Linked DNA regions of Mus musculus: region 2 is linked to region 1. Evidence: chromatin loops called from intact Hi-C (ENCODE). Cell type or tissue: gastrocnemius. All regions are shown on one strand. Each heading gives the region's core, and the rest is flanking DNA. Links, peaks and the distances in the headings are about the cores only.

Region 1 (6,834 bases), core at 1,695-5,694:
TCAGACTGAGTGCAAGGACCCAAATGGAGAAGTTAGGACAAGGACTGAAGGAGCTGAAGGGGTTTGCAACCTCATGGGAAGAACAACAATATCAACCAACCAGACCCCCCCTGCCCCCTGAGCTCCTAGGGATCAAACCACCAACCAAAGAATATACATGGAGGGACCCATGGCTCCAGACTCATGTGTAGCAGACGATGGCCTTGTCAGGCATCAAAGGGAGTGGGGAGGCCCTTGGTCCTGTGGAGGCTGGATGCCCCAATGGAGGAGAACACTAGGGCACTGAAGCCAGAGTGGGTAGGCAGGTGGGGAAGCACCCTCATAGAGGTGAGGGGGGGGGGAAAGATGGGGGTTTGTGGAGGGAAAACTGGGAAGGGAGATAACATTTGAAATGTAAATAAATAAAATAACCAATAAAAAACCCACACATATATAAAACAACACACACACACACCACACACACACAAGCTCTCACCAAGCAAACAGAACAGTTTTTAAGAGTTACAGAGGCAATCTATTGACTGGAAAATATATGTAAGTTAACACTGAACAGAGTCAACACTCAAAATGTATAAAGAATTCAAAAAAGTATACTGTGAAAATACAAGTAACTCAATTGAAAAGTGGGTAAAAGATCTTAATAGATAGTTCACAAAAGTAGGTCTATGTAGGTATATGGGGGAAATGCCACCACCACCAACCATGGGGGAACTGTAACTTAAAACCACAAGGAGAGACTAAGACCCTAAAGAAAGAAATATTGTATTACCTCAAAAGGAGCAGAAAACCATTCAATAAAATTCAACATCCATTCACACTTCAGAAATAGAAGTGAATGGCTTCCTTTATCTGAGAAGAAGATATTTAAATAAATACCAAATAACTTGATGAAACACTAAAAGCTTTTGCCACTGATGTCTGCTTAGACTTTTAGTGTAATATGCTGGCAGGGGCATATTTACATTTTAAAGAACAAGCACGCCAATCTACAGCAGGTGCTTCACTGCCACACATCTACTGCTTCACTATAATAACTAGCAAAAATTGAACATTTTTTAAAAGTATATTTTTAAAGATATCAAAAATCACAAAAGCCACAATGACTAAAGAAACTGAAATGTCCCCCAAAGAAAAGACCCTTTCTAGATAGCCAAGATCACAGCCACATTCTTCCCTAGAGGTTTCCTTTTAGAAATTAAATCGGCAGTTGCAGTTTAGGACTCGGTGTTACTCCTGCAAAAGCAAAAGAGACAGAAGCCATGAAGCCTTTCCCAGACAACACTCCTGGCCCAGCAGAGGAGCCTGCGAGGGCCTAAGACACAAAGCATAGTCTCAACGGGCACTTACTGAGTGCTAGGGCAACCCAGGAGACTGAGGGTGGGTGTGGAGGAGAAGCAGGCAGAAAACAGAGGAGGGCTGCTCTAGCCTGGGGTGCTTAGGGGACAATGTTTACTCAGGCAAGGAACCTGTAACCCTGAGTCAGGATCACACACTGCCACCAGGCTTGACAGATTTTGGAGTCCCATATAGACAAGAAAGCACTTTGAGGTTAAATACATTTTGGGTTGTTTTTTAACAGGGTCTCACCATGCAACCCAGGCTGCCCTCAGATTTGCTATGTAGCCAGATTAGCCTTGAACTCATGATCCACCAACTTGTATGCACCATCATACCTGGCAAGATCATGGGTTTTTATGACAAACTAGGAGAGAGGTACTTGTAACATACACAAGAAACAAATGATCATATGGATAAAAAGAAAGAAAGAGAACTGCATTTTAAAAGGACCATCAAAAAAAATAAGTGAACTAAAGAAATTGTTCAATTTATGAATCACAGATGGCCAATAAACATAAAAACATGCTCAGCTGTCATCAGGAAGCTATTGATTAAACTACCAGATGAAGGTTTTTGTCCACCACATTGGCAAAACCAAAACTAAATCCTCAAAATCTATACTGAAAATATCAAGCCCTACAAAGACCCTGTCCTGTACAACTTAAGTGTATAGTCAGAGTTAATATAAATGAGGTGAGTGTCTAAGTTTCCAGCAAGGGGTGAACATATCTGGTCTTTATTTTACTCCTACCAAGGGTCTGGCAGAAAGGATTTGTGACAGACTAGCACAAAAATGACTAGTCTAATAGGAGTAACCGTTTTATTTTAAATTTGCAATCTAAGAACCAGTTTGAAAATGAACAGTAAAAGATTCTACTAGAGACAATATAATGTTTTCAATTTTCTTTTTGTAAAATAACATCTTAATTAGTTCTTTGAGAATTTCATACAATGTATTTTGATCATTTTCACCCCTCTCCCATAACTTCTCCTAGATTCTCCCCAAGCCCTACCTACCTAACCAAACTGCATTCACAGTTTTGGTCTCTCTTGTTTTCCCCTTTTAACTTTCTAAACCTGATAAATCAATGAGTGTAATGAAAACTTAATACACTAAAAGAAAAAGGTTTTATACAGCAGAGGATACTAAGATCAGAGAGACCCTGAGGGCCTGCAGTTCTATTAACAGCATTTGAATGCTATCCTGTCTGTGATAGCTTGGCCAGATAGCTATGGGGTTGGACTTTGAAAATATTCACCCAGCAGGAACAGAAGTACTGTAAAGAACTGCTGCCCGACTCCTGATATAGGCTGCCAGAGCCTGTTTCCATACTCTGTCATTATAACCATCAGGCTGCCTTAAAAATCTGGTTATGAAGAAAAAAGTTACCTAATATTTGAAGACTATTAGGGGACTAGTCAGTGAGTTAATTCTCAAACATCACGGTAGCAGGTGTGCTGCACAATGAGGTAACTTTTAATTATTAAGAAGAAAAACCCTTAAAATTACATTGATCAGTAAGTCCAGACATAAAGGTGACTTTTCATAAGCTTTGGCCAAACGTGATTTTAAAATAATTACAGCTTAACATTTTAACAATGTAACAAAGAATGACTTCAGGGGTATAATAAATGCTTTTTAAAAAATTAACTAGATAGATCAAATGTTAAAATGGATGTCAAAGGAATTAGAAATTTCAGGAGGTTAATAACTTCATGACTAGAAAATTAGCATGTACTTTGCTTCAATGGTCACTAAGTTTTCCTTGATGAATTCCTCCTACCTGTCTCACAATACCCAGGAGGGTTCCAAATAGGGCAAGTATGTCATCTCTTGTCCCAGCTATGGCCCACTACTATTATCCAGGTCAGTCCAAGGAGGCATATGGTTTCATCAGAAGGTTCTCACTGCAGAACCCAGGAGAAGGACAACTGCTGTTTCCGTATCTCTTCCTATTCTCAAACCATAGTGCCCTAAAACAAGCATCCTCCCCAAGAAACACCATCAAATAAAACTCCAGACAGAAACATTAAGTGACCTTGAGGCTTACTTTCCCCGAGTAATGCAGTGCTGGGTGGTTTTCTATATAGTTGTTTATTTTCCAACTATTTTTACCGGGACCAACAGAATTCTGTCTTACACACATGAGCTAATTATATTTTTTGCGTTCTTTATGCAGGATTTATGTACAGGTCTCATAAAAGCTTAATTTTAAATAAGGAAGGTTCAAGTAGCACTGGAAGACAGACAGGTAAGAGTAACTTGAGCATATGGTAGCATATTGTCTAATTCAAGGACAGAGAGCATTCCAAAAAATGCTCATGGGAGGGTAGATGATTCTGCACTGACCAACAAACACTGAGTGTCCCTGCTTAATGCCATACAGACTGTAGCCACTGGAGGTCAGTAGAGAACCTGGTCCCACCAGGGGCAGACGGACAGGACCTTCCATAGGGAAAGGCAGCACTAACATCAGAATGGTGAATTCTATTCCCACACTCTCAAATGAGGAGACTGCAGATGGCATGGATTCATGTTCTGCAGTACAGGCAAAAGTATGTTTGAAGCATGTGCATACACACATATACGTGGAGATACAAAATATGCATATTTGACAAATGCTTTTAGAAAAAAACTATAAAGAAAACTAATCACTTGTAATCCAGCCACCATTATTAACTATTCCTAGTCTCTACAGAAAAACCACTATTAATATTTTAGTTTTTATCTTGCTGACCTTGAATAAAACCTACTTAACTAGCAATGACGTTTTAATTGAGAATAAAGCAAATTCTCCAGCCAGTCAAACAGGCAAGTGTGCAGTCAATCACTGCATGGAGACATGTAAACGCTGACTCAGCTGGCATGAGTCACACGAGATCCTGAGTGCATTTCCCTTCCTTGTAAGACACACAATACTTTCTGCATGTGGAGATAAAATAGTTCCTTATAATCAATGAAGTTAGATGTGGAAAAGTACAGAAGAAACTCCTCACATGTACTGTTAGAGACCTGAGATAACCAATTTAAAGTACCAGTGTACCTGTCATGCTCCAGTTATTGGTGGGCATTCAATAATCCATTCATCTATTCAATTACCACAAGTGAACAAGTCTACCTGCTAGATACCAAAGTTGGTAAAGATCACTACAGAGGTGAGGCCCATAGTCTTACAAGGCTCACATTTTACTGATTTATTTATCGAGACAGTATTTTACTATGTATCCTAGCCTGGATGCATAGCCTGGACTCCCCAGTGTAGGCTAATAAACTATATGGCTGGCCTTGAACCCAGAGATTCATCTGCTTTTGCCTCCGAAATGCTGAGGCTGAGCATAAGTGCCACCACACCTGGCCTTCTATTTTATTGCTACCACTGTAACTAATGTAACTACTTCCAATATTACCCCTGTCTACACAGGACAAACTCTTAGAAAAGCCTTAAAACCCCCAACAAATAGCATATACACCAAAACCATGTTTCAGTGTGGAGTTCCTTGGTATAGTATAAGAAGCTGTGATTCTTGCCACCCCATCTAAGGAATACACAACAGCATATATCCTGATTAGAGATGTAGTTTCCCAAGTCCTTTAGACAGAGAAGAGGAGGAAAACTGTCAGAATAATGGCAAAAACAAGACCTGACATCCTGCTCTTCCGTAGGACCAGTAAGACTACCTGTTCCTGTCGGCTCGGGGACAGAGACAGTTGGGACTGAGTTCAATTTCTGTTTCTTTTCTAGTAGTCATGCCTTCATTTTCCTTTTTCTCTCCCTATTTTCCTTATAGTTCATTCATTTCCTACAATGAGTATAGCAAATGAAAAATTTTAGGAGCTTAAAAGTGAAATATAAGTTCTACATTGGGGTTGCAATAAAATGAAACAGTAGGTGGGCTTCCTGATGGAAGTCCAGCTCATGTGCTAATAACCCTTTCAGCTGCACAGAGGAGAGCAGACAGAGATAAACAAGGGTGTGTGCAGGTCATTCCTGAAACACAAGTGCCGACTGGGTGGAACTACTCCACCTCCCAAGTCCTCAGCACGGAACTGAACCTTTCACACAATGTCCTTACTAAGAAGGGTACATAAGGAAGTGAGGTTAAAGGCAGAACAGAAGGCTGCCTGAGTTGCCAGTGGGTAGGAGAGGAGCTCCACGGAAAAGCAAGCAGCAAACCAAGTGAGTGGCTCCTGGAATATGCACTGAAATGAATTTTCAAGATAAACCAACAAACAGTCTTCTAGAGAAGACTTCCCCACCTGTTTTTAGAGATGAGTAGGTGCACTGCCTTCCCAAGAACGTCTTTAAAATACCCGTGTGATGCTTCATTTTTTTTAAATGGCATTTTATTTCTATACTGGCTTGGCTTGTAATTCTGTTGTTTCTCAACTTTATAATCTCACCTCATCATCAATCTTAAAGTGGGCTGATTAGAAAAGTGAAGATAGCATTTACAAATATTTCCCCAAATGGACTGTGCAAGATTCAGCTCAGAGAGATGTCACCTTTACGCATACCTGCCACACCATAGTGAGATCTTCCTCACACGCTTACCTGTCACCACACAGCTTGAGCTTACAGCGGAAGTACTACTTTTCCTTCAAGTTTATATCATATCCTGAGAGGCTTCCTTCCCTACCCCATCAGAGTAAGCTATGCTTATCAATATAATGCATCACATAATTAACACTGCCCCTTCAGAGAAGTTAAAACAGCATACAAGTGTATTTTGCTATATCTCTAGGACCAGTCACATGTCATTACAGAGAATTGGCACTTATGCTCTGGTTGAGTAAATACCACTAGCTAATTCAAAAGACTGTGGTGACCATAGCTGAGGCAATGTATGTAAGAACAAGCTGAACTCCACATGAGCACTCAATGAGCAGGCTCACCAGTTCATTTAGCTAGAAACTTTTCACAGGAGCCTCTCCAATACACACCACTATGACTCTGGATGAGACGTCTGAGTGAAGCAGTTGAGTCAGAACAAGACAGACAGCGTGAAGCACAGTGACAGGCCAGAGCAGACTCCCAGAATACCTAACAGGAGACTAATAGAGTGAGTCGTGCAGAGTCAGGATGACATCTTGATTCTGCAAACACCTTGCTAGGAAACGGGTCCTCTGACTCCACAGAGTTAATCCCAAAGCACGAGCACATGAACTTGTCTGTGCAGGATATGGTAAGGAGACACTGACCACAGGAAGGAAAACTGACTTTATTTGTATAGAGCACAATTATTTTCACTAGAAAGCTATGCAAATTCTAAATAAAAACTGCTGGAATTAAATTTCAACACAAAGCAATACAAAAGTGTTAATTTTAATCCCTACATATTAACAAAAAATGCAAAATTTTAAAATTTAAAAGCCAAAGCCATTTATAAGAGTATCAAAAACTGAGACATAGTTAAAAATAAATCTTACATCAGGCAGTGGTGGCGCATGCCTTTAATCTCAGTACTCAGAAGGCAGAAGCATGCAGATCTCTGTGA
Region 2 (6,834 bases), core at 1,282-5,281, 160 kb after region 1:
GGAAACAAACCGAAGGGTATATGGAGGGAAAAATAAAACTGTAACAAAGAGGCTTTCCTTAAAATCAACTTGAAACCTAGGAACTGTACATGGATTACATGGAATCCCAGCACTTGGGAAGCTGAGACAACAGGATAACCACACATGCAAGACCAACCTGTTCTATATAGTGAGTTTCAAGCCAACCAGGATTAAACAGCAAAGACTCTGTCTCCATAGTAATAGCAGCAATCTACTTATAAAAAAATACCAAAATATATGAAGAAACTGAATGTTGAAGAAAAGTTAATACCATTTGGTTCACAACTGAAAGGGAGAACGATTCCTCAATACATTAATTGCCAATAGTTCAGTAGGGAGGACCAGGGCCAGGAGGCCTTCCCTGATTCATGACTATTGGCAGGCCTCCTGCAGCCTACCACAGCTACTATGAGATTGTTTACAATAACTATGTCATGCATGAAGATAGTGTTTCCCAGCCCTTCTTCCTGTCTTCTGGCTCTTATATTTTTCCTGCTGTCCCTTCTTCAATAGTCACTGGGCCTTAGATAGGTTCTATAAATGTCCTATTTAGGGCTAAGTACTCAAACATCATTTATTTTAAACATCTTTAACTTTCATGAGTCTCTGCATTTATCACAGTTCACTGCAAAGAAAACCTTCTGTGGTTAAGGTTGAGAGTATTGTTTGCCTGTAGGTACACACATTAATATTTAGCCTTCGGTTTGGTACCATGATATTTCCAAACCAGTGGTTACACAGATGATCCAGTGGTTAAAATCATTATGTCACAAAACAAAATGGCATGAATATGGGAAGGAGACCAGTGGGAAGGAGTGAGGATTGACAGAGAGATAAGAGGAGAGATGATAGAGAGTAAACAGAATGTATTAAATATGTATGTGAAATTGTCAAAGAACAAACTGAATCAATAAGAGGGGATAAATAAAAAAGTGCAAGGGAAGATAATATCATTGTGAATATTAGCTCATTCGTAGCGAAAGATCCCAAGGAAAGCAAAAAGATGAGTATCCATAGTCTGTACAAATATTCCAGGATGAAGTACAAATAGCCACGTTTCCAAATTAGCAAAGAACTCGAAAGGCTATCAACAAAAGAAGAAACAAATAGCCAACAAAATAGTCCATCTCAGCTAGGGAAGTGCAGATTAAATTTATGATAAAAATAGCACTGCATACCAATTAGATTGGCCAAAGTCAACACATTGACAAAACCAAGTGGGACAAAATTGTAGAGAAACAAGAATTTTCATGTTTCTGTTGGGAATGCAAATTGAAACTGCTTTTGAAAGAGCCCAGAAATTCTTGTACAATTACCAGAAAGTATGTACAAAACAATTCATTATAGCACCGATTGTGAAAAGTGAGAAATGTACTATTTCTCTAGAGGGAATAAATACACATCCTGATAACAGAAGGCTTCTCTGGTGAAGAGATAATGAACCAGAGTGTGGTGGTTTGAGTGAAAATGGCCCCATAGACCCATAGGGAGTGGTGTAATTAGGAGGTGTGAACTTGTTAGAGGCCTGGCCTTGTTGGAGGAAGTGTGTCACTGGGGGAGGGATTTGGAGTTTCAGATGCTCAAGCCAGACCCACTGTCACTCTCTTTCTGCTGCCTGTTGATTCAGATGGAGAATTCTCTACTTTTCAAGCACCATGTCTGTCTGCATGCCAGTTCTGAAAATTCTGTCCCTTCTGCTTCTTTGTAAAGATTGAGTCAGCATATAATTGTATGAAAGTAACTTTTATTCATCTGTTGTGATTGTCATCTCTGAAGCTTACTGCCTCAATCTGCTAACCTAGGCCTAGTCCTGGAAGCTTCCAGCCTCCGTACAATCTAACCTGGGCATAGAATGTTTCCAGCCTCTGAGACTTAGAGCTGAATAAGCTCTTTCTGAGCTCTGGCTGGCTGGTTCAACTCCCTTGCTCTGGCTCAAACTCCTCTCCAAGCTGACTGATTCGATCTGGCTTCTCTCTCAGCATCTGACTTCATTGACCTCAAACTAACTCTGGCAAGTTGGCTCCTTCTATCTTCACCTGTGTCTAGCTTGTTCTCTCTTTCTGCAACCTGTCTCTCTATAACTGTCCCGGTAAAACACCTCCTTCTCCCTCTCTGTGCTGCTCTACTTGCCCTCTCAGCTCTACTGCACTGCTCTCCACAAACTCTACTGTATCCTGCACTGTACTCTCTTCCTCCTGTGCTGTCTGCCTCTCCCTTAAGTAGCTTCCCTTTCCTCTCTCTTCTTGTGAGAGTTGGGCAGATCCTATTCTGTCAGATTTTTCTGATTCATCACTTTTTTCTGCCAGTCAGTTAGACATCACTTTCAAACATGGGTGCTTCCTTCTACAAGCTAACTTTACCTTCATCGTTTAAGATTAAATGTGTGCTAAGGGTGAGCCACACCACAACAAGAAACATGTTTTAACAATAAACAACACAATCTTGGAGGGTCACAGTGTTATCAAATATCCTGCAACATAATCAGTATTTCCCAAATGCTTGCTCATGAGACCCAGGAGGTTGATGTTGGCCAAGTGAATTATTTTGTGTCTGGCCCCAGCTGTCATACATAATACCTCATAGGTCTCTGTCTTTCAGTCCTGAAGAAGTTCATCTGTTCATATGGCTGACTCCTCCTCAGAGTACCAGTCAAATTCCTGTTAGCCTTGTGTTATAAACTGTGGGCAGAGCATAGACATGGTCTTCAGTGTAAGAAAATCAGAGAAGCCATTATCTCTATCATTCTAACTATCTATATTCTCGGATCTCTTCCTAACCACTGGCTGTACTATAGATGATGACGGTCAAGCCTTTCTACCTGCCACCCTTCATCACCAGCTCTTCTTCCATCCACCTACCATCTACACTGTCTTGCTGGCCAAGCTGGTCTTGGTGAGATCCAGGTCTGATGAGAAACCCAATATCCAGGAAACTGTTCATAATCCTAGGAAACATTTGCTAGGCATCCACTCGGTGTGTTCTTCAATTATTTTTCAAATATTATCTGCCTCATTTTACATGTGTAAGTATTCTAGGCATTGTTGTTGCCTCTGTTTTACACGTGAGATGCAGAAGGGTACTTTAGTCTGTAGATATTTTCCACCATACTTTAGTGTAGCACAAAGATGAAATGTATGTCAAAAGCTTTGTTCTAATTGCCTGCTTCATAACATGGCTTAGCCAATGTTTGCTGAGTGAACGGAGGAGCAGCTATTACTGGTTCATACCGCATTGGTAGGGAAGCTTGAGACCCAAGAATAACAGGAAGCATGGATGTGCCAGGCGCATTGTCTGTGCCCATTGGTCACCACTGTCAACTGTGTGACTTTCCTTCTCCTTTCTGTTTTCTGATTCCACAACCAAAATGACTGTCTGATTGAATATCTCTAAAAGGTCATAATGAATAATTCTGTAATATTTGAAATGCTATGCTCAGAAAGGTCAAACCTTATTTTTTTATTTTGGTATGAAGTGTCATACAGATTTTTTTTTCCTAACAGCACTTTTTTTTTCTGTGTAAGGAAAGATGTCAGGAAATTTAGAGCAGGGAGCCCTCTTGAGGAAATTTATAACCTGGTGCTCTCTCAAGGAAGCTTAGAGCAGGGCGCCCTCTTGAGGAAACTTTCGTGTCTTTCTTCTCAGAGCTTACAGTAAAACTGAAGCCAGACAAGGCTTGTGTGCTGTTAAAATAGCTAAAATCAATGAAACTTTTAAAAGCAAGAAGAGCCAAATGCCAGTTATCTGAGAATTAAGACTCTTCACTGATCTGACCTCACATGACAACTGTGAATCAGAATATTTAAGTGCAAACAAAAATGCAGGAGCTCTTTCATTTCTTCATGCTCAGTCTATCATATAATCTATTTGCATTTACTAAGCACGTAGTCTGTATTAGAAATTATACTGGGTACAGTAGCCAATGAAACATGGCTGTGCTTCCTGAAACATACAGTCTGTAGGGAAACAGCAGTGAGAAGAATCACATAGTGTATGTTACAGTATTTGAATGTACCCTGTTTTGACAACCAATAAATAAATACCCTACATATTGATGGTAGAGGACAGTAACTTAAAAAAAAAATACACACAAGCCATAAAATGTACAAACCTAACCCTCAAATGTGCCTGCTGGTTATTTGGTTTTTATGATAAAAGAGAAAAGCTGAGTACAAAATGACGTATATTGAAGCATTTTCTATGATAAATATTTGTGATTGAAAGTTTTTGTGTCTGCATATCCAGTAATAATAGACTAACATTTTAAACACCTAGCAATAATAGTCTGGATATAAAAAACATGTTACTTAACCCAATAAATATTGGCCAGCCACTGTGTAAGTTATATGTGTGTTCATAAGTGATCAAAAGAAACAGGAAAACAAAAAGCAATCACTGTCTTAGTATAGGTATGTTCATTTTTCCTTTTATTAACTTTTCTGCATGGTATACTCTATGAAAGTAGTTTAAATCCTGAAAACATATAAAATGTATTTACTCAGTGGCCACAGGGTAGTAAATTCTTCTCATCCTCTCTTTTTCCTTTTTTCACCTAGGGAAATTATCGCTTTATGAAACTCTTACTTACTCGAAGAGCAAACTGGATGCAGAAGGATCTAGAAGAGATGACACCTTTGCACCTGAGCACTCGGCACAGGAGCCCCAAGTGTCTAGCTCTTCTGCTGAAGTTTATGGCCCCTGGGGAGGTGGATACACAGGACAAAAACAAGGTGATGGGCAGTAAGGGTCAAAGACAGATGAAAAAAGAAAGGGACACTTTGTTTTGTCAAGCCGCAGGCATTGTCACCATCCCTGTGGGAGGGCAATTCCACATATCCCGACGTCCCAGAGAGTATTTTCTAAAAGTCTGCCATTACCCTGCTAGCAATCCTGTGATCGGTAGTATCATCTCCTTTGGTTGGTGGGGAATCTGACCAGCAAGAGGATTAAAGCTTGCCCGAGATCCAAGTGGCAAAACAATAATCCAAACCCTGTCCTGCTTAACTGTAGAAGTCAACATTTGTCGTTGGTGAGAGACTCAACAGTCCCTGTGGGCACCTGGACTCATGATGACTATCTGCCTGTGCAGTATACTAAGTGTGTGGGCACCTGACTTCACAGTGGCTGGCTGTCCATGCAACGCACTAAGCATCACCCGGACTCACAGTGCCATCGCCTGCACAGTGCACTAAGCAGGCAATGACTTTAATGGTTGGGCTGTCAGCAGTAGTCTCCTTGGATTCCAATCCAAAAGCCACTGCTTACTCAGTATGTGTTCTTGGGGGAATTACTCAATTCATTTATGTCATAATTTTGGAATACATGAAAAGGATAACTGAAGGTAAAATGAGGTAATGCAAGATCCCTAACACAGTATCTCAAACAGGACACACTCCATAAATGTTAGCCATGGAACAACTATTAATTGCACTTCAGTTCTGACATCTGCCCTCTCAATTCTTGCTAGAATTTTTTTTAACTTTCCTTGCTCTTAAATTTTAACAGATTGCTTGCACAGCTCATAGTTTTGTTGATCTTTCTTTATAGAAAGAAAAATGTGGTCACTTGTTGGAATCAAGCAGTAATCCTTTTCTTTCCACTGTAGATGAACCATAGTCTTGTTAGTACCAATAATCCCATGAAGTTAAAATCCATATGATAATTATATTTACTGCTTATGGTTTTTCAAAGATTTCCTAAATGTGTGTGTGTGTGTGTGTGTGTGTGTGTGTGTGTGTGTGTGTGTGCATGCATGTGCTGTGTTTGTGTATGCACTAGTGCATCCTCACACACACATAGTACCTACATGAGTTTCTGTGCACCATGTGAATGCAGGTACATGTGGAGGCCAGAGAGTGTCAGATGCTCTAGAAATGGATTACAGGTCATTGTGACCCACCTGATGTGGGTGCCGGGAACTGGCCTGCTCTTCTGCAATGGGAGCAGGCACTCCTCACTGCTGAGCCACCTCTCCAACCCTTCTCTGTTTTGTATGGTTGGTTGGTTAGTTGGTTTGGTTTTACTTCAGACGGTTCTTGTATTTTTCAAATTTTCTTTAGTTTGCAGTCAGAAAATCAACTTTTGCTTTGCAACCATGCATTAATATTTTCCTATTCAGAGCATCTGAGTGCTGGTGTTTCTCTAAATGATCAGTTTTACTTTATGCATATTGTACCACAGCAAAAATAAGTAGAAAAATAAAAAAGATGTAAAAAATATAAGTACAAGGAGCTGGAGAGATGGCTCAGTGGTTAAGAGCACTGACTGCTCTTCTGAAGGTCCTGAGTTCAAATCCCAGCAACCACATGGTGGCTCCCAACCATCTGTAATGAGATCTGACGCCCTCTTCTGGTGCATCTGAAGACAACTACAGTGTACTTAGATATAATAATAAATAAATCTTTAAAATATACATATATATATATGTACAAACAGCTAAGCTCATATTATATGTGAGTAAATAGACCCTGACTAACCATAACCTAGTGAAAGGGAGGAAGTTAAGACTCTGTCTATGTTTATTAAGAAGGTGGTTATGATCAATTAATGATTGCTATTAAGTAGCGATTTTTTTTCTGTTATCTTCGGTCATTAATAAGAATAGCAATGGGTTAGGGCTAAAGAGATGGCTCAGCAGTTATGCAGAAGGCCAGCTTCTGTTCCAGGCACTCACACAAGGCCGCTGACAGCAGCGGTCACTCAAGCTCCAGGAGACCCAGCACTCTCCTCTGCCCTCCTGAAGTTCACCAAGCACACAAAGTAAACAAAAATAAAATGAATCTTTTAGAAAATAATGCATTAATAATGACTTCATAA

Evidence for each region. A loop is a pair of places that touch in the nucleus more often than their neighbours do. Peaks named below come from ENCODE experiments on the same cell type or tissue, not always from the same donor. Only the 100,000 strongest peaks of a DNase experiment are listed, where the experiment ranks them.
Region 2: a loop joins it to region 1, with 10 times the contacts of the local background. A loop is called at or near these places in 31 of 42 quality-filtered maps.

Annotation. Positions count from the first base shown.
Region 1 is chr4:48,221,607-48,228,440 of GRCm38, forward strand. The region is part of intron 4 of Erp44 (endoplasmic reticulum protein 44); the gene reads right to left. Among named protein-coding and RNA genes, the nearest start is that of Mir1958, 12 kb to the left of the region's middle. In gastrocnemius, for the core only: a CTCF peak has its summit at 3,734 (motif pointing right); a DNase peak (open chromatin) is centred at 3,742.
Region 2 is chr4:48,377,531-48,384,364 of GRCm38, forward strand. It overlaps Invs (inversin), which reads left to right. Exons shown (of 17, transcript NM_010569.4): 4 at 4,575-4,748. Among named protein-coding and RNA genes, the nearest start is that of Tex10, 93 kb to the right of the region's middle. In gastrocnemius, for the core only: a CTCF peak has its summit at 3,625 (motif pointing left); DNase peaks (open chromatin) are centred at 3,316 and 3,627.